Regions from separate parts of the Homo sapiens genome. Here region 1 is linked to region 2. Evidence: read pairs that join two places in POLR2A ChIA-PET (ENCODE). Cell type or tissue: GM12878. All regions are shown on one strand.

The links. Peaks named below come from ENCODE experiments on the same cell type or tissue, not always from the same donor. Only the 100,000 strongest peaks of a DNase experiment are listed, where the experiment ranks them.
Region 1: POLR2A ChIA-PET joins it to region 2 with 7 read pairs; 2 of 35 experiments call an interaction of 5 or more read pairs at or near these places.

Annotation. Positions count from the first base shown.
Region 1 is chr6:163,460,155-163,464,154 of GRCh38, forward strand. All of the region lies in intron 2 of QKI (QKI, KH domain containing RNA binding), which reads left to right. Among named protein-coding and RNA genes, the nearest start is that of QKI, 47 kb to the left of the region's middle. RefSeq lists an enhancer at 228-457. In GM12878, no CTCF peak of the experiment used is centred here; DNase peaks (open chromatin) are centred at 477 and 1,738; H3K4me3 peaks cover 1,399 bases; H3K27ac peaks cover 1,919 bases.
Region 2 is chr6:163,620,974-163,624,973 of GRCh38, forward strand. No RefSeq gene overlaps it. Among named protein-coding and RNA genes, the nearest start is that of QKI, 210 kb to the left of the region's middle. In GM12878, no CTCF peak of the experiment used is centred here; no DNase peak of the experiment used is centred here.

The sequences.
Region 1 (4,000 bases), 160 kb before region 2:
TGGTAAACTGCTTCCTTTGGACATGATGATTAAATTGTAGTGAGACTTCTTGGAGTTTTATGTGAATATAATTCTGATTTTCTGATGTTTTTAAAATGGGATTTAATTTTGACTAATAGCTTTGAAAGGCATCTCTTGGGTCTAGGCCATCATGAATACCCATATTGTCAAAGGTTTTGTAAGACAGACAAATGTCTTTTCAAGGATTGTGTTTTCAGCCTGTAGGATCCCAGCCTGGTTGCTATAGTTAGTAGTTTAGATTCATAATGTTATTCACAGTACACTCCACTGTCTCTCTTATAATAATACATGTTGATGATGGAACACGAGTTGTAAGTTCTCTTTCTGTTTCATTTTCCTGGGTTTGCAAATCAGCTTAGGCTCGTCATAGCTTCTGAGTTAGTTAGCATAGGGTTGTTGTTTGTCAGCAGTCTTGAGAAGTTGGTGTCAAATTGGGTGTTGAGCTGGCGTTTGTTTTAGAGGGATTATGGGGAGAGGGGCCAATTCAGTAAGTTATCTTTCCTTAAAGTCTTTGTTCCTTTGACCATTGCGGCCTTCTTATTGTTGAAGGATCACGAACTTCAGGAGTCTTGATGTACACTACTTTCACTTTCATTCTTCTGAATAACAAATGATATTAAATCAAAATTTAATGATATTCAAAGTCTCCTTTTTCAATACCCAGGTTAACACTTGATTTTTGCCTGAATATGATCATATTTTGTGAGTGAAAATAATAATGCTTTAAAATTACGATCTACACATCTGTCTTTGATAGTTTGTACAGAAATCTATTTAAAGGTAGTTTTTCTCAAAAGGTTAGTACATATTTGTATTCAGTGGAGTTGTGAAGTGATTCAGATTACATATTAAAGTTTTAATTTAGCAGTGTGATTTGATAATATAGGGCATATCTTTATGTTTTAGGTAGGGAAAACTTAATGTATAAGTTCAACTAGATCGGTTTAGTAAAAGCCAATTTATGACTCTTTGTTTTGTTTTGAAGTTTCCTCTTTATTTCACTCTGTAAGGGTATATTTAGGGCCTGTTGTGTACCAAATATTTCATAGGCTTTTTATGGTTTGGGATATACCACATTTCTTAGAATGTTAGTAAATAATTACAGAAAGGGTTACAGGACAGTCTGAAAACAATACATTTTGTTTAGCTGATATTTTTCCAACGTTTAACATTTCTTTAAATAATAAGGCCTCTCTGAGTTTTAAAAATGCAGGCACTTTCTTTTATAAATAATATATTTTAGTATTTGATAGGAACTAGTGCTTAGAAGAACAAAATGAAAGATGGGGTTGTTAGGGAAGAATTATTCAGATTAGACAGAAACGTTTGTCTATGGTTTATCTAAAAAGAGTTTCATGTTAGGATCTACTCTGTTAAAATTACTGCTTCAAAGGACTTATGGATAATTTGATATCTACTCATAGGTGTTCAATCTCCATATCTCTTAAGATTCTTGCTGAAATAGCCAAAGTATGTAATATGGAAATCGAGGAGAAATCTGCTTCTCAGTGCTATCCATATTCCAGGAACATTGAGCTGTTTCTGATAAAGATTAAAGGAAAGCTCAAGGTGATGATCTACTTTCAGCCCAATTTGAGAGAGCAGTGTCTCCGGGAGTAAAATGGCTAATAACAGAATCTTCCTCATCCTAACCCCTCAGAATTGTCACACATGAAATGGGCTATGAAGCAGTCAAAGGTTATACTGCTTGAACTCTTCCACTCATTTCAGTTCCTGTTTATAAGTAGGTGACCTAAATTTATTTTGTAAGTTAATGAGACTATGTTTTCTTTTGATTTCAGTTTGGGCGGAAAAGTACCTTAGTTTTTGAGATCACGTGCCTTTACTTTAGGGATGTTGAGGTTGAGTTTTTCAGCTACTAGCTTTTGAGATAAATTCAGTTAATCATTTCATTGGGAAAAAATACATATATATTTAAGTAATTTTTGTTTTGTTTTATCTTAGAGACAAGGTTTCACTGTGTTGCCCAGGCTGGTCTTGAACTCCTGGGCTCAAGCAATCTTCCTGCCTCAGCCTCCCAAAGTGCTGGGATTACAGGCGGGAGCCACTGCGCCCAGCCAGAAAACATATTTTATGTCTTAATAAACCCAGGATTTACAACAAGGTAGCTTACAAATAAATTGGGGATTTCTTGAAATCTTGTTTTGTCTGCCATAGAACACTGCTTTTCCCAAGTCCAAAATCAGTGTCATCAATAAGCAGCCTGTCTATCATAAACTTGGGCATCTACTTGTTTCATATTGGTATAATATTTTCTTTATTATTTGGTAGGGAATTGATTGACTTTGAAAACTTCTATCCTGTATTGTTTGGGGTTACAGAACAATGATTGTTTTGATTAGTTTCTTTGTACTTTTAAGATTGCATATAAATAGTATAAATTTGCCATGTTAAGGACAGATTAAAACAAAACTCTTAAAATTTGAAAAGTAGTTAGAACTTGAACACTAAAAAGGATATCTGAATATAAAACAGCAAAATTTTGGTATCATTTCTTCATCCTGGAAATGTTTGTGTGTGGTCTGTGCTAGGTAACAGGACACAGGAATATGAAAAGATGTAATTGCTCTCATGGTACTGATATAGCCACAATCCTGGTATGGAATAATGAGAGCTTGAACTCAGGCAATGGCAGTTGAAATGAAAAGCACAAATTAAATAGGGAGAATTTTAAGATTTCTTTATCTTTTACATGTGAAGGCTAAGAATGAGGGAAGGGCCTTGCTGGTATTGCCATTCGTTGAGAATAAAGATGTATGTGATGATTATTAAAGTGGTGACAATCAGTAAAACATATGAAAATATTGAGAAACCAAGATGTGATTATCTGAAATGATACAGTAATGATATGTTTGGGATATATGTAGGTGGGGAAGAAATGATAAAAACACAACTGGACTAATTCTGAAAGTAAACTTGGATTTGAATAGAGTTTCTATAAACTGAGTACTAAACATTTTGAAAGATTAACAATAATGAGAAAACTAACCATGAATTTTTCTTGTTATCAGGGTATATGTTAAGGTCATTAGAAGAGAGGCATTATACTGTATTAAGTGTCTGAACTCTAGAATCAACCTAGGTGTTCTAGGATTTGGGCTACTGATGTAACCTCACATGTATTAGATGTAGGTGGTAGTGGTAAGCACTGTGCAGTGGTGTTTCGAGGATTAAGTGACCTAATGCATGTAAAATACCCAGCCCAGAAGTTGGCTCATACTTGAACACTCAAAACATACTGCAGCATACTCAACACCAAAGAAATGTTGAATAACGTAGTCCTTGCACTCGTGATACTTCGATTTGACACCAGCAGCAAAGGGGAAAAATTAATAACCAGTTATAACCAAAATTTGAAATCTGTGGTATGCGAATTAGGATATCCTAAATTACGGTGTATCATTCTTTGAGTACTGATATAACTGGATAATAAGCTGAAACCATTCAAAACAAATTCACGTGAGGAAGATAGATTATCACTCTAGATGCTAAGTAACAATTAGAAAAAAGATTATTTAACCAATTAATAAAAATACGAAGGCAATAAAGGTCAACAAGTGTTTTATGACAAGAGCAGAAGACAGTATTTGTGAGAGTATGAGATCCAATGCACAAGGCCTTTTGAAAGATCCCAAACTACTTTCCAAGCCTTTATTTTGCTGCTACCCATGTTTTCTAGCCACCTAAGCAATTCACTCTTCTGTAAAAATGGCAGGTACTTTTAATTTTTCTTCCCTGTAACACTTCTTTTCTTATTTCTTCCTTCCCACCAAACATGCTCAGCTCCCCCTCATCCCACAATATTGAGCTGTAGTGCTCCTTTTGCTATTTGTATGTGCTTTGACTCCTACAGACAGTTGTTTCCCCTTAGAGTACTTTGTACCCACCTCTTAAGCTGTTATCACATGGTATGCAGTGATCTGCCTGATTCTTGCAGGTCATTCTCTGAAGTCAGGAA
Region 2 (4,000 bases):
GGTTGCCCGATTTGCGAATCATTCCTTGCTCAATTAAACTCTGTTAAATTTAATTTGTCTAAAGTTTTTCTTTTAACACTGCCAACCAACCCATCAATCTCCCGTGGCTTTCTCTCCCTGCTGCTGCGTGGTGCTGAGGAAGTTGTCATACAGACGAGCTGACAATCCAAATTCCTGCAGGAAGACGTGGCCTGCCTGCCTCAGTGCTGCTGGGACAACCTTTGACTCATTTCAAAATGACCTCTTCTTGGCCAGGCGCAGTGGCTCTCGACTGTAATCCTAGCACTTTGGGAGGTCGAGGTGGGTGGATCACCCGAGGTCAGGAGTTCAAGACCAGCCTGGCCAACAATGTTGAAACCCCATCACTACTAAAAATACAAAAATTAGCCGGGCATGGTGGCTCATGCCTGTAGTCTCAGCTACTCAGGGGGCTGAGGTAGGGGAATCACTTGAACCCAGGAGGTGGAGGTTGCAGTGACCCGAGATCGCCCCTCAGAAAAATTTTAAAAAACCAAAAAAACCCCAAAAAACAAACAAAAAACCCCAAAATGACCTCTTCTCAAAGGTCCCATAGAATGTATCACCAAAATCCCCACTCTTCTCCAACTCCTCCATGAACATCCAGTTTCTGGAAGAGGATGTCTTAACTCCTACCTTACCAAATAAACTTGCAGAAACTCGAGGCCATCTGAGTTCTTCCAACTTCGATGTTGTTCATTTTCGTTATATCCTCATGCACTTTCGATGCCTCCTTCACACCTCAGAAAGAGATGAGTTCTTTCTTCTCCACCAGGCTAACCCTTCCATGTAGACCATGAATCAAAGCGTTGACCGTCTCTTCTGCACATGGGCTGGCCCTGTCTTTGCTGTGGATTGAATCTCTTGTGCCTTCTCCTTTGCCTCCATTCCCCATACTGGTCCCTTTTCTGGTCCTCACTGCCTCTGACCTGGCTTTGGCAGCAGTTTCTCATCAGGGTGGACCTTCTCCAAGTGCTCCTCCTTCAACCCTTACACACTCTAGCTTTGTCCTTCAAAAGCACTTTTTTTTTTTTTTTTTTTTTGAGACAGAGTCTCACTCTGTTGCCCAGGCTGGAGTGCAGTGGCACGATCTTGGCTCACTGCAACCTCTACCTCCCGGGTTCGAGTGATTCTGTTGCCTTAGCCTCCTGAGTAGCTGGGATTATAGGCGCGCGCCACCATGCCTGGCTAATTTTGTATTTTTAGTAGAGACGGGGTTTCACCACGTTGGCCAGGCTGGTCTTGAACTCTCAACCTCAGGTGATCTGCCCTCCTCAGACTCCCAAAGTGCTGGGATTACAGGCGTGAGCCACCACGCCCAGCCCCAAAGCACAATTTTTGTTAAAGCACTTCCACTCCAAAGGAAAAAAATCAGTTAAAGCCTTACCAGTTACTTATACACAATGGATTCCAAATTCCATAGCCTGCCCTTCATGGGTCTACATAGTCTGAGTTCAATGGGAAACTGCAGCCTTAATTTCCATAATTTCCCCATTTTTACCACAGCCAGTGGAAATGTTTTCTCTTGTTCAGTTGTACCCATGGTTGGAGCCTCATTTTTTATTCATGTGTACGTGCTACGTGACGTGCTTTTTCTCAGCATCCACATACCAGAATATTACTGAACTCCGTAGTGCAGGTGAACAGCCACCTTTTCCTCTAAGCCCATACTCTACCCTCCCTGTGAACAGAGGCCTCTGCCTTCTCTGAATTCATTCAGCCTGTCATGATCTCTTCCTTGTGACCTTTCTTACTTCTTGTGATGTTGTTTGTATACTCATGCCTTATCACGCCTTCTGAACCATAAACTTCTTGGAGGGCATGACCCCAATAGGGTCATCTTTGTGTGTTCAAAGTCCCTTCCCCACAGGAGGGTTTTTTTTTTTTAATTTAACTCAGTATTTTTTCTTATTTATTTATTGTCCATCTAAGAAAATGCCTGTTTCTTAAAAGCATTTAGGGCAACTTGGCCGGGCGCGGTGGCTTACGCTTGTAATCCCAGCAGTTCGGGAGGCCGAGGCGGGCAGATCATGAGGTCAGGAGATTGAGACCATCCTGGCTAACACAGTGAAACCCCGTCTCTACTAAAAATACAAAAAATTAGCCGGGCATCGTGGCAGGCGCCTGTAGTCCCAGCTACTCGGGAGGCTGAGGCAGGAGAATGGCGTGAACCCGGGAGGCGGAGCTCGCAGTGAGCCGACATCACGCCACTGCACTCCAGCCTGGGTGACAGAGCGAGACTCCGTCTCAAAAAAAAAAAAAAGAAGCAGAAAAAAAAAAGCATTTAGGGCAACTTACAATAAAGGCCAAAACACAGGATGAGATTGGTAAAATAAATCCAAAAATCGGAAGGCACAGGAGACAGTGGTGAGAGGTTTGAGCAGACAATTCACACACACAAGGTGTTGAGCTGGCCAAAGGCTCAGGGAAAACCCTCTGCTTCACTAGCAAGCTAAGACACAAAATGAAAGTAGCTGGCTGGGCGTGGTGGCTCACACCTGTAATCCCAGCACTTTGGGAGACTGAGGTGGGCAGATCACCTGAGGCCAGGAGTTCGGGACCAACCTGGCCAACATGGTGAAACCCCGTCTCTACTAAAATACAAAAATTAGCTGGGTGTGGTGGCACATGCCTGTAATTCCAGCTACTCAGGAGGCTGAGGCATGAGAATTGCTTGAACCTGGGAGGCCGAGGTTGCACTGAGCCGAGATCACACCACTGCACTCCATCCTGGATGACAGAGCGAGACTCTATCTCAAAAAAAGAAACAAAAACAAAAACAAACAAACAAAAAACAACGAAAGTAGCCATGTATTCCTATTTTTTAACTATTTTGTGGGCAACCGGTAGAGGAAGATCACAGTCCCCAGTGTGGAAGAAGTTGTAGGAAGTGAACACTTTTATGTACCAGTATTGGTGTTTATGTTTATCATAAACTTCCTGTAGGCTACTTTGTCAATGTTTACAAAAATGTAAATATTGTTGGGTCTAGCAATTTTACCTATTAGAAATATATATATATATAAATTTTTATTTTGAAACGGAGTCTAGCTCTGTTGCCCAGGCTGGAGTGCAATGGCACAATCTTGGTTCACTGCAACGTCTGCCTCCTGGGTTCAAGTGATTCTCCTGCCTCAGCCTCCCGAGTAGCTAGGATTACAGGCACCCACCACCACGCCCAGCTAATTTTTGTATTTTTTTAGTAGAGATGGGGTTTCACTGTGTTGGCCAGGCTGGTCTTAAACTCCTGACCTCATGATCTGCCCACCTCGGCCTCCCAAAGTCCTGGGATTACAAGGGCAAGCCACCGCACCCAGCCACTTCTTAGAAATATTTCTATGGAAATAATTGTGGATAAGCACAGATATTAAGTAACATAATTGAAATATAACTATTTGTCTTTTTTCTTGCGCTGAACACATTTATCCTATTGTCATTGATATAATTATTATTTTTTCATCCCTAATATATGGAGTTTCAAAATGACAATATTAACACTGCAACTAGTGAAAAATAGAGACAGCACTTTGGGATGGCTTTGAAGTGTTTTGGCTTTAGGATATATCCCATTAGGGACATACCATCAGAATATTGTGTTTTAAGGTTATTATAAGAATTATTCTCTGTGTGGATATGACACCAGTTGGATATTCTTTTGATTTCAGTGTTATGAAAGATCACTTTTTAAAAAATTTAATTTTGCTCTTTAAAATTTGAAAAACATGATATGGATTCAAAGCCAGCACTCTTTGGAGAGGTGTCTTCAGTGAGGTCCAACTCCTGTCCTCACTCCTCCCCCATGTCTCCTGGATTCCTACCTCACTCCCCGCCCCTCACCGCCCCCCCCCGCCTTTTTGTTTTTTTGAGACAGAGTCTCGCTCTGTCACTCGGGCTGGAGCGCAGTAGTATGATCTCAGCTCACTGTAACCTCCACCTCCCAGGTTCAAGCAATTCTCGTGCCTCAGCCCCTTAAGTAGCTGGG